Regions from separate parts of the Homo sapiens genome. Here region 1 is linked to region 2. The links are chromatin loops, found by intact Hi-C in ENCODE. Cell type or tissue: PC-9. All regions are shown on one strand. Links, peaks and the distances in the headings refer to the core of each region. The heading gives the core; the rest is flanking DNA.

The links. Hi-C counts contacts between places; a loop is a spot of excess contacts. Peaks named below come from ENCODE experiments on the same cell type or tissue, not always from the same donor. Only the 100,000 strongest peaks of a DNase experiment are listed, where the experiment ranks them.
Region 1: a loop joins it to region 2, with 4 times the contacts of the local background. A loop is called at or near these places in 5 of 110 quality-filtered maps.

What each region holds. Positions count from the first base shown.
Region 1 is chr20:4,895,308-4,903,633 of GRCh38, reverse strand. It overlaps SLC23A2 (solute carrier family 23 member 2), which reads left to right. Exons shown (of 17, transcript NM_005116.6): 5 at 1,076-1,192; 6 at 3,922-4,079. Among named protein-coding and RNA genes, the nearest start is that of RASSF2, 76 kb to the right of the region's middle. RefSeq lists an enhancer at 6,344-6,865. In PC-9, for the core only: no CTCF peak of the experiment used is centred there; DNase peaks (open chromatin) are centred at 5,183 and 6,283; H3K27ac peaks cover 3,866 bases.
Region 2 is chr20:4,945,141-4,953,466 of GRCh38, reverse strand. All of the region lies in intron 2 of SLC23A2 (solute carrier family 23 member 2), which reads left to right. Among named protein-coding and RNA genes, the nearest start is that of SLC23A2, 52 kb to the left of the region's middle. RefSeq lists a silencer at 3,866-3,915. In PC-9, for the core only: a CTCF peak has its summit at 3,405; a DNase peak (open chromatin) is centred at 1,926; H3K27ac peaks cover 1,169 bases.

The DNA of each region.
Region 1 (8,326 bases), core at 297-8,296, 50 kb after region 2:
GTCCCTTCTTTTGTTTAAGGGTATTGGGCCCCAAACCCCAAACCCCTGTTGCCTCCATGTGGGTGGAACACATGGAATCAGCATTTTTCCATGTGGATATCTCTTCATTTTGTTTCCTGTTAAACACTTTGTTTGCTAGGTTATAAAACATTTCTTAAAATGAGATACATATCTTGGATTCCAAGAAATGATTGTAGAAATTCCAAGGAAAGATTATTTGTGTGGTGTTTGAAACCAGAGCAGTTTTGAGGTTCTCCTGGGGAACTCGGGGCTACCTTGAGTTTTCTGTTTGGCTCAGATACTGCATGAGTTCAGAACTGATGCTGGGGGTGATTGGAAGAGGCTGGACTCTAACCTAAAGTGACTGGTCTTTATGATGATTTTTGCTTAAAAAACCATGCCACACTTAATGTTTTAAAATATTTTTTTTACTAGTGTTAGGAGAAAAAGAAGAAAAAACCTGTCACCTAAACTATGAATACATTTTTAATGTTTTGTTTTTTAAACAGAATTCAAATCACCGTGTTTATATACTTTAGAATTACTCTTTTCACCTAACGTTATCTGAGCAATAGTGTTTGGATAGGAGGGTGTAGAATTTTAAAGTACAAAGATCCTTTTTACTTGCAGGGATGAAGTGGGCTGGGAGGGGCAGATCAGTGTGCTGTCTCTTTGAAAGTGGTTAAAATTTTCTAAGATTTTTTTCATCTGGGGTCTCACGCAAGGACTGCTCGTGCCAAGGTATCATTTTGTGGTCTCAACCTGGGAACATCTCTGTCCATGCAGGAGGATCCCCAGGCCTGGGGAGAAGCTCTGAGCAAGTTTGGTGTTCTCAGGGATGAGATGTTGCCCAAGGACGCTGACCCCCCAAATTCTGAGGATTGACCATCCCGGTGGGCGACTGTACTTGAGCCAAAGAGAATACTTGGCTTCAAAGATAGCCAAGGCTCAAAACTGCAGGAAGATGGCAACCACTTGATAAAGTTGTTTTTCTGTAATAGTGGCCTGTACATGGCCGAGCTAACACTGGTCTTCACGTTTAATGAGCACCTTCTTTTCTCCTTCTGGCTCGCAGAGCTCTCTCGCTGAGACCCTGGATAGCACTGGCAGTCTGGACCCCCAGCGATCAGACATGATTTATACCATAGAAGATGTTCCTCCCTGGTACCTGTGTATATTTCTGGGGCTACAGGTAAGATGGTTCCTGTAGGATGTGTAACTACCAGCAGGTGTTTGCATTGTCTACCATCTGGAATTGTTTAAAAATTCCACTTTGGTTTTTGTTTATTGAAGACTTTTATAAATTCCTCTTTTAAGAGTGATGAGTAGGGGCTGAGCACAGTGGCTGATGCCTGTAATCCTAGCAGTTTTGGAGGCTGAGGTGGGCAGATCACTGGAGCCTAGGAGCTCAAGACCAGCCTGGGTAACATGGCAAAAGTCCATCTCTACAAAAAATACAAAAATTAGCCATGTGTGGTGGTGTGTGCCCACAGTCCCAGCTACTCAAGAGGCTGAGGCAGGAGGATCGCTTGAGGTTGAGGTTGCAGTGAGCTGTGATCACACCACTCCACTTCAGCCTGGTTGACATAGTGAGACCCTGTCTCAAAAAACAAATGATGAATGGGAATTGTTGACATCACAGCAGGAGGAAGAAAAGAACAGGTAGAATGGATTACCAGGGAAAAGAAAGAAGATGTTCAGGGCACAAGCAAGAGCAGTGACATAAAGGAAGGGAAAGGAAATAGAGTTATAGAAAGAAGGAAGAATAGAGAAAGGAGAAAAGTTGAAGAATAGAGAAAAGAGAAATTAATTTTCATCTCCCATTCCTGGCCTAGTTAACCCACCCACAATCATGGTAACCTCTGCCATGAAACAGGAGCTACCCGGAAAAGTGCCATGTTGGCCAGGACCTAAATGGTAGGTTTTCAGTCTTATTTTTTAAAGGAAGGGAAACTTGCCATGGTAGCAGCAGCTTTGTCTGCTGCAGCTTCCAGTGGGAGGGGAGGGCAGCCGGGCTCAGGGACAAGGTGGGTGGTGACATAGCTGATGGAGGCCTCCGGCGTCTTTGATACTTCCCTCCTCTGTCTTCAGCACCCTTTTCCCTTTCATAGGATGAACGCGGGACGTTTTGGAGAAAGGGGACAACGTGGGGAGGGTCTTTTCTTAAATGCACACTCCTGGACTGAATATGCTTTGGTTTTAACTTGGACTCTGTTCTGAGGTCGGACTTAGCATTTTTCCCTTCTCAAGTTTGTGTGGTCAGTTCAACCTAAGGTATCTCAGGTGCCGAGAAAATCCATCTCATTGTCCAGAGAGGTTGATTCACCCTGGGGTGGGGCTGCCAACAGCTGGGTACTTTGGTTGAGTTTCCAGTTGCCCCGCCCTTCCCTCACCCCGTTTCAGGTATCACAGCCCATGGTAACCCCGACTGGCAGGTGTCTGTTGAGTAGGGGAGGAGTCAGAGCAAAAGGAGCTGAGTGGCCTCGGCAACTAGTCTACCTTGGGCTGAGCATTCTGAACCAGATTCAGGAAGGACACTTTTTGGAATGTTTATCTTATAAATGTTCCCAGCAGTCTTCCCTGGTCAGATAGGAGTGGGAAACCCTGCCTGCATCATGCCCTTCCTGACGATTCAGAGTACATAAAGTTGTGAGCAGCCCTGAGACATCCTGAACAGGAGTATTTCACCCCAGGAAACTCCTTTACAGTCGGGCTTCATGGGCTGCATGTGGCATGTTTGGCTAACGTGGGCAGGAATGGGAAGCTGCTGGAAGAAAAGTAGGAAGTTTGCAGAACAGAAATAAGAACTGGTCAACAGGGGAAGGGAGGGAAGTGAGTCGTGAGTGCTGGGACTATCCTACCAGGGCTACAGGTGTGGCGGGGGGTTGGGGGGACTCCCAAAGGAAAGTGGGATGGGGTTCTTTCTGGAAGATTCCCATGGCTACTGTACGCCCTTAACCCTGCCCTGACTGGAACAGACGAATTCTTTGTTTTCGAAAACAATGCCAGCTCACAGAAAAAGACAGAAAACACTCCATGCGTATGTAACTTATGAAGCTTATGTAACTTTAATCCCCAGACATGAAAGAACTTTTTTAAAGAAATAGACTAATTAACCTAGAAATGTAGATGCAAAATTCTGTATAAAATATTAGCAAATCAAATCCCAGAAGAAAAATACAGTATGACTAACTAGGGTTTGTTTCAAGCATGCAAGAATAGTTCAGCACATCACAATTCATGATAACAGATTAGAGGAGAAAGGCCTTATGGTTTTAGCAATTTATGCCAGAAAAGCATTTTGGGGAAGAAACCCAAATATTTCTAATAAGAATTACATAAGTAAAATATCACCAGTGCTGATATTGACTGTTTCCTTTGTGAGGCATGGATTCATCCAAGTAATAAGTAATAATGACAGTGAATAGTAAGACAATAAAATGTAATGAAAAGGAGAAATGCAGCTGGGCGTGGTGGCTCACGCCTGTAATCCCAGCACTTTGGAGAGGGAGAGGCAGGCGGATCGCTTGAGCCCAGGTGTTTGACACCAGCTTTGCCAACACGGTGAAAACCCATCGCTACAAAAAATACAAAAATAAGCTGGGCGTGGTGGTGCGCCCCTGTAATCCCAGCTATTTGGGAGGTTGAAGCAGGAGAATTGCTTGAGCCTGGGAGGTGGAGGTCACAGTGAGCCAAGATCGCACCATTGCACTCCGTCGAGGGCAATGGGAGTGAAACTGTCTTAACAACAAAGGAGAAATACTGAAAAAGAAGGAAAAAAGTATGGCTTGGTCGAAAAACCAAGGAGATTCTTTATGTGGGCTATTTTTTAACGACAATAAGAGAGAAGAATTAGGATGAAATCAAGAATAAATGAGGAAGGGTTTACTGTTTCTCCTCTGACCCTTTTCCTGCCCACAGCACTACCTGACATGCTTCAGCGGCACGATCGCAGTGCCCTTCCTGTTGGCCGATGCCATGTGTGTGGGGTACGACCAGTGGGCCACCAGCCAGCTCATTGGGACCATTTTCTTCTGTGTGGGAATCACTACTTTGCTACAGACAACGTTTGGATGCAGGTGAGATTGGGGTACTAATGGGGGATGCCAAAGCCCCCAGAAGGCATTGAGCGCAGAAGGCATTGAGCTGCGCCGTTTGCCTAGGGCTGTTGGCAAGGACAGAATGGAGGCACGGGAATGTCCTAGTGGCCGTTGGTCCCCACCCCTCAGTGTTCCTCCCAGTCATTTCCTCTCTTGGTGAATGGCACCACCGCCACCTTCCCCTACCCAGTTGTCCAAGCTGGAAACTCAGCCTCACTCTCCTTCCCCTGCCCCCTTGGCAAGTCATGCTCGCTCCCCAGCACCCCTCTGTGCCCCTATTCCTTACGTTCAGACCAGAGTGTCCCACCAGGCTCCCCGTTGGCTTCCCTGCCTCCAGGGCACTGCTCTTGGACTCACTTTGTGCCCCACACCCAGTGCCATCTTTCTACTTCCACACCCTCCTCAGGGTGAGCCACACTGCAGCTCTCCTCCCTTTTTACACACCAGGCTGCACCCAGCATTTAGGCTTGCCCTTGCTCTCTGCCCCACTTCCATCTCCAGCCATGCCTCTGAGCCCTGTCTCCTGCCTTCCCTGGCCTCACTCCCAAGGGCCCGCTGTCTACCTTCTTGTGTGTCTTCCCTCAACCCGCCTGGCACACAACAGCTCATCCTCCAGGCCCAGCTTGTCCTGCCCTCCCGACTCTGTGGAGCCCTTCATTGTTCTCTGAATTCCCACCTTGTTTTCATCCTTCCAGTGTGGCCTTTATTCCAGTTTGTCCTTTTTGTTTCTATGTCTTTTTCCCACGGTGCTTCCTCCTTGATGCCAGGGCTTTGGCTTGTTCACTTCTGCATTTCCAGCCACCAGCTTAAATGGACGTGGAGCTGGCACAGGAAGGAAGAGAAACATCCTTATCTACCTTCCTACCTCCTCCTGCAAGCTTGTCTTTTCCTCTCCTTTCCTGCTCCTCTCCCCTCTTCGCAGTGCAGCCTCTTGCTTTACCCCAGGGCACTGCTCAGGAAGTGGAGCCTGCTCTGGCAGGACTGTCCTAAGTTCACGGCCAGCTGTCTCTTGCTCTGTCAGAGACAGGCTGAGTAAGGCCTGGCCCTCCCTGCGGTGGGAGGTGGGTGTGAGCTGAAGTCAGGGACTGCATTCTGATGAGTCAGAATCCTTCGGGACCTCAGGGTTGCCCTAACGCGGCACGGGGATAGGGGAGCCTTGGAGGGCGGTGAGCCATGTGCAGGTGTTCTGGTTGCCAGGATAGGCCACACCCTGGGAGGGTAGGCTGCAGGTCTGCTGATGGAAAGAAGCTATGTGGACTAAAGGCTTTGGGGCTGGCAAGCTCTGATGGTTCCCAGATCCCAGCCCTTGCTAGTCTGCCCACAACCACCAAGCTGGGCTGAAGGGAGGAGGGTCTCCTCAAACCCCCCAGGGGGCAGGGCAGGGATATCACTGACCGACTAGGGGAAGGAGATGTGGTCTGGGCCTTCCAAGAAGGGCTCAACCTGACTAGCACCCTCTTTCATTCTTTGGGTACAGTGTTCAGGGCTCTGTGCTTCAAGTCCAGAGTGCACGGCAGAGCTTTTTTTGGCTCACTCAGGATCCTTACCTTGCCCATGGAGCACTGGTTCTCTGGGGAGATGTTCTTTTTCTAAACCGCTGACTTATCCGTGGATTTGTAGGCATAATCCCTCTGTGAATTTGGTCAGTGTCTCTAGCTGAGCATTATTGGTTGACCTGAATAGGGGATGAAAGCTGTGTTTATTGCAGTGAAGTGTGTACCGTGTGCAGCTCTGCCCCAGCTCATGCCAAGGAGGCCAGGCCTGGCCAGCAGCTGAGCCTGATGGGCAAAGTTGCTAATGGGACACAGAAGGGAGGGCCTGGGGGAACTTGGGGTAAATACTTTTGGTCACAGAGGGCATCATCTTGCCCACTGTTGGGGCACAAGACCTAAACAGAACTACCTGGGTCAGCGTGGTTCACCTCCCTGCTGGCCTGGGAAGCAGTTTGAGCGGAGTAAGAACAGGAGAGGGATTTGACACCCTACTGGGATGGCTCAGGGACCCAAAATGCAGAGCTGTGGCCTGGAGGAGGGTGCGTGTCTGTGCGCCCCATGCCCACAAGGCTGGGTGAAAGCAGCCTTTCTTGCTGTGTTTGTGAGGAGTCAGAGTGAGTCCCCCATGACCTTTGGCTGTGCAAGGAATGGCAGCCCCACCCCTGCTTCCATCCTCCCCACAGTGTGGCCATTTGCTTAGTCATAAATCAGGTGGTGCTGACTCTAATCACGTCAGCAACTGTGTGCTGCTGGGCAGGTGCAGGTGTGCTGGGGACTTTGGTGGGGTGTTGGGCTTGTGATAGGGGTTTTCTATGGTTGTCGGGGTGTGGGTGGTGCCCGTTCTCTTAACCTGGGCAAAGAGAAAGAGTACTGGCTCAGCCCTGCAGATATTCAGTGACTGGTCTATGTGGCAGGTGCGGGGCCTGGCCATTGTGGGGCGCAATGGTGACATCGAAGCACATGGCTTGCAGCACGAAGGGCAGCGCCATCAGGGAGACACAGTGCATCCTCCAGGGGACTTGGTGGGAGCCCTGGAGGAGGTGGTGTTTGAGACAGGCCCTGCAGGCTCCAAGGGCTCTGCCCAGGAGGGCTGAGGGAGCAGCTTCCATCCCAGCAGGGGCAGGAGCAAAGGCAGGAAGTCACAGCCTGGCATGATCCCCCTGCCCAGGCACACAGAGGCCAGAGCTTGGGACTTATCAACAGGCACAGGGAGCATTCAATGGCTTTGTTAGCAGGGGACTCGCCCCCGGGGCTGTGCCTTGAAGGACGTTACTTGGTTACTTAGTATAGGGGGTGAGGACCATCCCAGGGGATCAGTGACATCCATGAGAAAGGTGATGGGGGCCTAGGCAAGCCTCAGGGGTGTGGGATAGGAAGGTGACTGTGCTAGGACTGAACTCATTCCCCAGTCTCACTCTTTCTCGTCCTGGGGGTCCCTTCCTGCTTTGAATCCTTAGCTGGAAAGAGAAGCAGCACGGAATGGAATGTGCTTCATGTGTCCTGATTAAAGAATCTTTCCAGTGGAGCGGCTTAGAGAGAGCCTTTGGGATGGGGGAGGGGAGCGCCCCTGCCAGCACCTTGTGGGCAGTCTGGGCCTCCCAGGCTGAGGGGGGCTTTTGCTGTGAATCTGAGCCTGCAGTGCTGTGTGTTGCCTGCACCCCTTGCTTCCTCTCCGACCAGCAGGTGGGCAGTGAGCTGGGGCTCCGGTGGGGGCTCCTGCTCCGCACGGCCTCAGACCCTGTCTGCAGACCTTCTTCCGTGTGGGTCCTTAGCACACTTGGGGGCCTGCTGTGCAGGGGGCTGCGTGTCTGAGGCAGCGAAGGGGCACTGAGGCAACGAGAGAGGCCGCTGGTTCCCCCCTTGACTGGCCAGTCACCGTGGGGGGCACGTTTGCTGCACCCCATGTTCGTGTGTCTCCTCTTCTCTCATCCCCCCCACGTCTCTCCACCCTCCATCCCTTCCTGTTGGGATGCAGACTCCTCCACCCTTCCTGTTCCCATCTTTGCGCTAGGCCAGACGAGGCCAGGCTACCTTGTCAGCCGCACCACCTCTCACAGCCTTGCCTCAGGTTTCCTGTGGGGTTAGTGAGGGAAGAGCAGAAATCCCCAAATGGCCAACTCCTCCGTGAGCATATGCGCTGTTCCCATCCAGCAGAGCAAGGTTGGCAGCCAGACCTCAGTAGGGTGAGGCCCCCTCTGGTACTTGGACACCCAGATCTCACTCAGGACAGCATCTGTTCTAGGGGTGCTCACCAAGATCAATACTGCCAGAGCTGGACGCATGGCCATTGCAAGTGAAAGTCAGATTTTGGGATACTTTTATGGAATTCTAACCCCTTGGGTATCAAACCTACATTTCTGAGGATAGAGATATGTTTACAGCATGTGGCATTATGACCTTGGACAAGTGACCCCTCGAGCCCCGTTTCCTTTGTGAAAATGAAAGAAGGCTTCTCCCTCAGGTGTCCTGGGAATGATATATTTCGCCTAATTTTAATGAATCTATTGTGTTTTTGTAGATTATTATGTTTCCTAAAATACTTTTTGGGAGTTTTTGCATATGAAAATGTGAACTCATATTTTAGACTTTTAGTTCTGCTAGTTGCTTAGATAGATCCATCATAGGCTGTGAATTATCATTTCTTTTAGACTTCTGTGTTTATTTTCTGCAGTTGGGGTAGAGAGACTGTGAGCAGGGAGCAAGGTGGAGAGGAAAGGCAGATGCAGCCGGGCG
Region 2 (8,326 bases), core at 155-8,154:
CTAATTGTCATAGTTAAGGCCTATGATTCTTTCTGTTTGGGAGAAGGGCTTTAGCATCTTCTTACTCTCTGTTTTCAGTCTTTATTAATGTAATCTTTTCTGTCTGCTTTATTTAATTACATTTCTTTTTTTATTTAATTTAATTTTATTATTATTATTTTTGTGATGGAGTCTTGCTGTGTTGCCAGGCTGGAGTGCAGTGGCGCTATCTTGGCTGACTGCAGTCTCCATCTCCCGGGTTCAAGTGATTGTACTGCCTCAGCCTCCTAAGTAGCTGGGAATACAGGCACGCATCACCACGCCTAGCTAATTTTTGTGTTTTTAGTAGAGACGGGGTTTCACCATGTTGGACAGGGTGGTCTGGATTTCTTGACCTTGTGATCCGCCTGCCTCGGCCTCCCAAAGTGCTGGGATTACAGGCATGAGTCACCGCGCCAGGCCTTTTTTTTTGAGTCTCGTTCTATCACCCAGGTTGGAGTGCAGTGGCACAATTTCGGCTCCCTGCAACCTTCGCCTCCCGGGTTCAAGCAATTCTCCTGCCTCAGCCTCCTGAGTAGCTGGGATTACAGGTACATGCCACCACGCCTGGCTAATTTTTGTATTTTTAGTAGAGATGGAGTTTCACCATGTTGATCAGGCTGGTCTTGAACTCCTGACCTCGTGATCCACCTGCCTTGGCCTCCCAAAGTGCTGCGATTACAGGTGTGAGCCACTGCGCCTGGCCTATTTAATTACATTTCTTATATAGCATATGTTTAGAGAGCAATGTGGCTTATGCATTGCGTTTTATAACCAGGTTTACACTCATTATTTAGCTTTGTCCCTATCTTGATGGTTTTAGCATCCATGCTTAGCAGTCTTGTATACTAGTTAGTGGCCTCTGTGAATTCCACTTCTATATTCCAACCTGGTTGGAATATAGCTTCAGGCTTTCTTTCCCTCCTTTTCTTTTGAGCTCATGCACATCTAAAACTATCTTGTTTGGCTTTCACACATGAAGGGCACCTTATCTGGGTATAAAATTCCTTGTTAAGACCTTTCCCTCAGTTTGTGTTTGTGTTATTGTCTTCTGACATTTAATACTGCTGTGGACAACCCAGGTGCTAAGCTTAATTCAAGCTAACACTTAAGCAAACCAAACATTTTCTCCTCCCTGGATGTGTCTACGATTCTTTCATCCTGTGGTTAAATTATTTTGCTAGGATGTGTCCAAGTATATGATTTTGCATGAACCTAGAATGCCCTTTTAGTCCCTTTACTCAGATTTTTCTTAATCTCAGAATAGTTTTTTAGTCTACATCTTTTATATTAGGTTATTGAAGTCTGCTCCATTTGTTCTTTTTTTTTTTTTTTTTTTTTTTTTGAGTCAGAGTCTTGCTCTGTCGCCCAGGCTGGAGTGTGGTGGTGCAATCTTCGCTCACTGCAACCTCTGCCTCCCAGGTTCAAGCGATTCTCCTGCCCTCAGCCTCACAAGTAGCTGGGATTACAGGCACGTGCCATCACACCCAGCTAATTTTTGTATGTTTAGTAGAGATGGGATTTCACTGTGTTGGCCAGGCTGGTCTCAAACTCCTGACCTTAGGTGATCGTCTGCCTCAGCCTCCCAAAGTGCTAGGATTACAGGTGTGAGCCACCACACCCGACCTCATTTGTTCTTTTTGAAAAAGTTTTATTGAGGTGTATTACACATCATGATAGTCATCATCTTAAAATATACAATTTAGTGGTTTTTAGTATACTGTTATTCACAAAGCTGTACAGCCATCACCACAATACAATTTTAGCACTTTTTTTCATCCTGCAGAGAATCCTAAAACCCATGAATAGTCACTCCCATCCCCACCCCAGCCCCAGGCAATCATCGATGAACTTTCTGCCTCTGGATTTGCCTACTCTGGATGTTTTGTGTAAATGGAATCATACAGCATAGCTGGCTTCATTGCCCCTTTTGTTTCTAAGTCTGCTTGAGAGGCACTGATGAGTCACAGCTTGGCCTTGTTCTTTGCTTTTTCCTGCCCAGCTCTGTCTCGGAATAGCCTTAGCCTTTCTGTAGTTTTCCTTGTCTCTCAGAGTTTCTCAGGTCTGTCACCCACCTCCGTTTCAGTCTTTTGTGATGCCATTTCTCTGGCTTACTTCTGAGTTAGTGCTGGTTCTTCATTTCCCTACTGTTCTTCCCCACCTCAGCGTCTTGTTTTTGATCCATTTTCTCCATATAATTGTCAATCTTGTTTCCTCTTTTAAAAAAATACCAACTTAAAAAATGTTTTTCTTCCTTTATTCCAACTGTGGGTTTTTGTTTTTGTTTTAAATTTTCTTTTGGCTCCTGCAACAAATCTTCTCTGATGTTAGAGTCTTCACAGCATGTCCTGAATACCGTTCTTGGCTCCCCTAGGCGTGTTGACCTGATGGGTTGGATGTGTCATGTGCGGACCTGTGTTCTGGGCGCTTGTGGTGGTGGGTCTCCTGCCCTGAGCAGTTGAAGCACCTGGCTCCCAACCTTCTCCCCAGTTTCTGCTAAGGTGTCACTTCTGGTCAGGTGGTGTCATCCTCTTATCCCACTGCTGAGCTCCTCAAAGTTTCTGTGAATGAGGAATACTTACAGCTGCTTTTCTCCAGGAATTGTCCTGGTTCTTTTTCTGTCTTTATCTCAGGGACTCCCATCTTCTAAGATGTCCCTTGCTGATGGTCGATGCCTCTTCTGCCTGGCTGTTTGTCATCTGAGCCTCGAGTTCCCTTTCTGGATTTGGGAAGGGCAGTCTGGTGTTAGGGAGATGGAGGCAGGTATTTGCATATTCCACAGGGCAGAGGGTGCCCACTGCCCAGGTTCCTGGTAGGCCCTGGCTTGGAGTCAGGACTGGGAAGGGCAAAGTCTGGCCACAGGTGTGACTTCTTTCCTAGTCCTGATGTCAGACTGTCAGTGTGCATGCATCACTTTTGTGTCTTCATGGGTACTTCCACTGTTCAGTAGGAATCAGTGGAGACCTGCCTGCTGGATGCCACGTTGAACTGGACCCCAGCAGTCAGCTCTCCAATGTGACAGTTACTTGTTGGCTTTGCCTACCTTTTAATGATGAACTCCTACCTTGAGATCTGAAATTTTTTGAGCTTTGAAAACAATTGTCTTTGGGCCCTGATTGGGGAAATGGAAACTTACCAGGTAGTAAAATTAATCTCCCTTTTCACTGAGCTGGAAGCAGCATGGGTGGACTTATTCATCTGAACTGAAGGGTTTACAAAGATAGGTTTTAATTTTCCTTCTTAGTGCAGGTTTGAGACGTATTCTCAGCAGCTGCTTGGTTTCTACAATAGACTATCCAGCCTGCCATGGAGAAACCTGCTACAGATTGATGTTAAGGAAACCATAATAGAGGCATGCAGTAACTGTTTGTAACCGGGTGGTGGCTGTTGTGTAACACAAATAGCATTTCTAATGAGGTGGTGCGGTTATACAATTTTGGCCAGCCTGTGTGGGTTATAAAAGCTGAAATTCCTTCAGCACCTGAGAGCGTCTCATGCTGAGTACCAGGACAATCGCAGGGTTGCACAGACACCGGCACAGAAGTGGTGGGTGACGCACTGATTAGAGGACATTTCTGTGGAAGGGTGGAGTTTCACTTTGAAGGTAAGGCCATTTGGCGGTTCTGCTTTGGGGAATGAGTTGTGAGGATATACAGATTGATTACTATCTGTTTGTGTCTGTGTGCATTTGGGTCTGCGTGTATCTGTTTCCATGTGAGTATCTGAGTGTTTGTATCTCTGGTGATGTTTCTGATTTTCTACATATATGTCTGTTTCTGTGTGTGTGCGCGCCTGTGTGTGTGTGACTGTGCCTGTGTAGGTGGGTGAGAAGTTCTCAGTTTTGCACAGCTGCATTACTAGAAAATCTCCAAAGGGTTTCTTAGTGCTGTCAGACATAATTTAAATATCAAAAACTGAACATTAACATTTATGCACTTCTTAGAAGGCACCGCCCTTAGGTATGTGAGAGAGAATAGCAATAAAAACTTCATCTGCAGCGAGTAAAATTTCTGTGTTTTTCAGGTGCTTATTTACTTTCCAGAGTAAATAAAGTAAAAACGATGTAAGTAAATTACTTATTTTCAGAGTCCAATCTAGTGCCAGGATTGCCAAAGCTCTGCTGTGTGTTCTTTTATGTTTTCCTTTTTTTTTTTTTTTTTTGAGATGGAGTCTCGCTCTGTCACCCAGGCTGGAGTGCAATGGTGCGATCTCGGCTCACTGCAATCTCCGCCTCCCAGGTTCAAGCAACTCTCCCGCCTCAGACTCCCAAATAGCTGGGATTACAGGTGCCTGCCACCACGCCTGGCTACTTTTTTTCTATTTTTAGTAGAGATGGGGTTTCACCATGTTGAGCAGGCTGGTCTCAAACTCCTGACCTCAGGTAATCCATCCGTCTTGGCCTCCCAAAGTGCAGGGGTTACATGTGTGAGCCACCGTGCCCAGCCTATGTTTTCCTTCTATGCAGAGTTTCAGAAGTCTGATGAAAAGTAAGTAAACAACCAAAAAGGAATATAAGTGAAACAAACTTCATGGAGAGCTAGAGTGTCTTATAGCTGAGTGCAGATATATTTTTAATTCTTTTAAGGTCTTTGGGTTATTAAAAAATGTCAGGTTCAGATACCAGAAAAAAGCAAGACATCTGTAGCATACAATTCTAAGTGATTGCAGTCTCTGTATTTAATGAATATAATTTTTAATGAATTGCTTAGGAAGAACACACTCCTGTGCAGGAAAAAGAGTGTATAACATACAGGCATGGAATATTTAAAGCCTCCCATTTATTGAAGATCAGGGAAAAGCTTTGCAATAATTTTGATCACCACGTATGTGGTGTTAACCTGGGGAAGAATTAGTGTCCCAGCCCCAGATAATTGCAGTGCAGTTTAGGCAAACCCACTCTTCAGCCCTTAGGTAATCTATTAGAGCAGGTGAATCCCTCAGAGCTCCCTTTTCCTTATCTTGGGAGAGTCTGCAGGGAAGAGGAACTCTTGGTATACTGGACTAGTGGGGAGCAGGGGGTATGGTGTGGTGGGGAGAAACAGTACTGCACAAGAGATTTGCAAATGGAATGTCTTCCAGATGAGACCGGGAAAGTGGTTGGTGTTGAGAGGACTGAATAAATGGGCCAAAGTCCAGCAAAACCAAGCAGGCGTAATTGGGTAGTTAGGAAATAGAGGCAAAGTGGAGCTGGATCTTTCTCTGCAGGTGAAAGAAGGAAATTTGGCTTTGGTCCTTGGAGAATGACATGGTCTGAAGAGCAGATCACAGAGAGGGCTGGTGAGTCCGTTGAGTTACTTGAGATGCTTCTCCCAGCACCTGAGCCTGCCTTCTCCCAGCAGGGGCAGCTCTGGCAACAGTAGCTGGAGGTGACCAAGTGCCCTACTGAGGCTTCCTCTTCAGGGACTGTGCTGGAAAGAGGATGGAGCAGGCATCCCAGACACAGTGGGACTGAATCAGCAGGGCACAGCCATCTCCTGGAAGTTATCCAGGCTCCCAAGATTTTTGTATTGGGTGAGCCAGGGGGAGCATCAAATGACAAAAGGCATCTGGAGACCTGGAAGAGAAGAAAGCATTCTTTCTATTCCCTGAAAGTAACTCACAAATTTTCCTCAGCTTCCTTCAGAATGACTTTTAGATATGACCTTCTCAGGCCTATTCTGGTCTTTTGGCCTTTTCTTCAGAGTCTCGTTCTCTTAGCTTGGAAGGTAACACGAACAACGTTTGTCTTCCAGAATGATTGTTGGACCCACAACATTGGCCCTGAGCTTTTTTGCAGAGATAAATCAACCTCTCTGTGCTCCAGTTTCTCATCTGTGAAATGGAGAGAATAACAACCCCTCCCAGAATTTTTATAAGGGCTAAGTGAAACCATGTTTGTGCCTGGGACTTGATAGTTCATTATGCACATGTTTTTATCTTGTTGTTAAAATTCCATATAAAATTAGCTTTTCAGTGGCTCCTGTGATGACTGATGATTAATACATTTTAAATAGTGTTGAAATAAAAAGCACCATGTGTGCAAAAAGTGATGTGTTAAATCACGTAGTAGAAATAAATGCAATAAAACTCATCTTTGTTCTGCTTTAGTTTGCTAAAATGTACATTCAGATTTTAATTTTGTCATGCAGGCTGCACTTTTTGCTATACTGCCCCTCCCTTTCCCCTTTCACGTCCCAGCCACAAGATTTCCCTGAACGAGTCAGGGATTTCCCCAAGTATTTGAATGCCTTTTATGCATTGGACACTGTGTCCCTGCTGCCATCTCATTCTGGTGGGGAGCGGACAGGAAGCTGGGAACCATGGAAACACAGAAGACGGACAGCTGACCCAGGAGTGCTCCCTGGAGGAGGAGGTCTCTTGAGCCCAGACCTGGGAACTCTGGAGGTCAGCGTGGGCAGTGTGGGCAGCACCTGGCACTGAGGAGAAATGGCCAGGATGACGAGGCTTAAGATGGTCTTGTTATAATTTTATTTAAATAAAGTTTTGGAAAGAAAACTTCTGCTGAAAGATACCAGGTACAGTAGGCGCTGTAGCATCTGTTTGCTATAGCATTAGGTTAGAAAAAGAAAGACTGCGGATGACTTTGTATCTTAAACCCCCAAACAAACAAAGCATACACCACTCTGACATTTTACTTTCTCAGACTCCATCGCTCTTCTGAACAAGCAGGCAAATGAGTTATCGTCTTGTCACCTAGATACCATGACCATCACCTTTCATGGCTCATGCATAATTCGATGGCAGCAAAATGACGTGTCTCAGGCTGGACTCAGGAGCTTTTTTAGGATTTAGTGTTGCATTTGGGACTAGAGCTTGTCTGTACCAGAGCTTCTGGGACTAAGTCTTTGGGCTGGACTGAAGGGATCTTCTGTAGGCAGAGCCCATTCTTCAACATCTTGTTTCATTCTGTCAGTTGTGCATTTTACTTTATGTGCCATAAACTATTTGCTGTCAGTTAGGAATGATCCTCCCCACCCAACTCACCCCATGGATGTTTCAGGAAAATTTCCCACGTTTATCCAGTGGCATCGCATCCTCTCTGGCCCACTGGTGAGGACCTGAGAACCCATTTTTAGATTATTTCTAACTAGTACAGTGTTTGCCCAGGGACCCTTTTTTTCTACAGTCAGAGCAGGGTTGCTACTGTCAGGACCCCTCTTGGGGCCCTGGGAGTGGCCTCTAAGGGATCATTACTCCTGGGGCTCGCTACAGATGGAAACTGGTTTCTGAGATGGAACTTGGCAGTGGTACCTATGTTCCCTCTCAGAAATCCAGGTTTTATCTGGCTTCCTTTAAAACATTTCCAACTCTTAAAAGAATTAAGTCCACAAACTGAGACAGTGACAGAAGGCTGAGATGGCACATTAGGGTGCAAAGGAGATTCCTTCCATTGCAGTCATTGGGGGTAGTTTGGTTTAGGGCTCTGGTAGATTATTGTAATTAATTATAAGGCCACCCTGGTGCTGCAATTCTGGGTACCCCCTCCATCATTGTGGCAGGGGAATATGATGATATTTTGTCATCAGTGCCATCATCTTATACCGCTTTCTCACTTTGGCACAATATTTCTATGGGCATGTTAGTTTAAGGTCAGTAAATAATCTGATTTAAGTCGGGCACTTGGAACATGCCTTTCATGTCAGTGTGCAGAGTTTTTCCATCAGTGACTTGCAGACTCTTTTCCCCTGACCCACAGCATGAAGCATTTTACCTTGACACTCTCGGTTACCCCTGTCTTTTGAGATATGCTCTGAAGTTTTTTGTTCTGTCAAATGCCATTGTTTTAAAAATTCTGGTCAAGATCCACTAATTTAATTTCATGACCTACTAGTAGGTACTGACTTGCGGTTTGAAAAATGAGCGCTGGCTAGGCATGGTGGCTCATGCCTGTGATCCCAGCACTTTGAGAGGCTGAGGCGGGAGGATTGCTTGAGCTCAGGAGTTCGAGACCAGCCTGGGCAACAAGTAGACCCTGTCTCTACAAAAAATACAAACATTTGCTGGGCATAGTGGCGCATGCCTGTGGTCACAGCTACTCAGGAGGCTGAGGTGGGAGGTTGCAGTGAGCTGCGATTGCTTGACTGTACTCCAACCTGGGTGCCAGAGCCAGACTGTGTCTCAAAAAAGACAAACAAACAAACAAACAAACAAACAAGATCAAGAGTTCCTGCAGTGTTTTGGAGAAGACTGCAGGATGATTGTTATTTTTTTTTTAAATTCAGTCACATGCTGTGAGCATACTTGTCATCACAAGATCAAATAATCACCACTGCTTACAAGTTCATTCGTTGCTGCTTGGAGCTTTAAA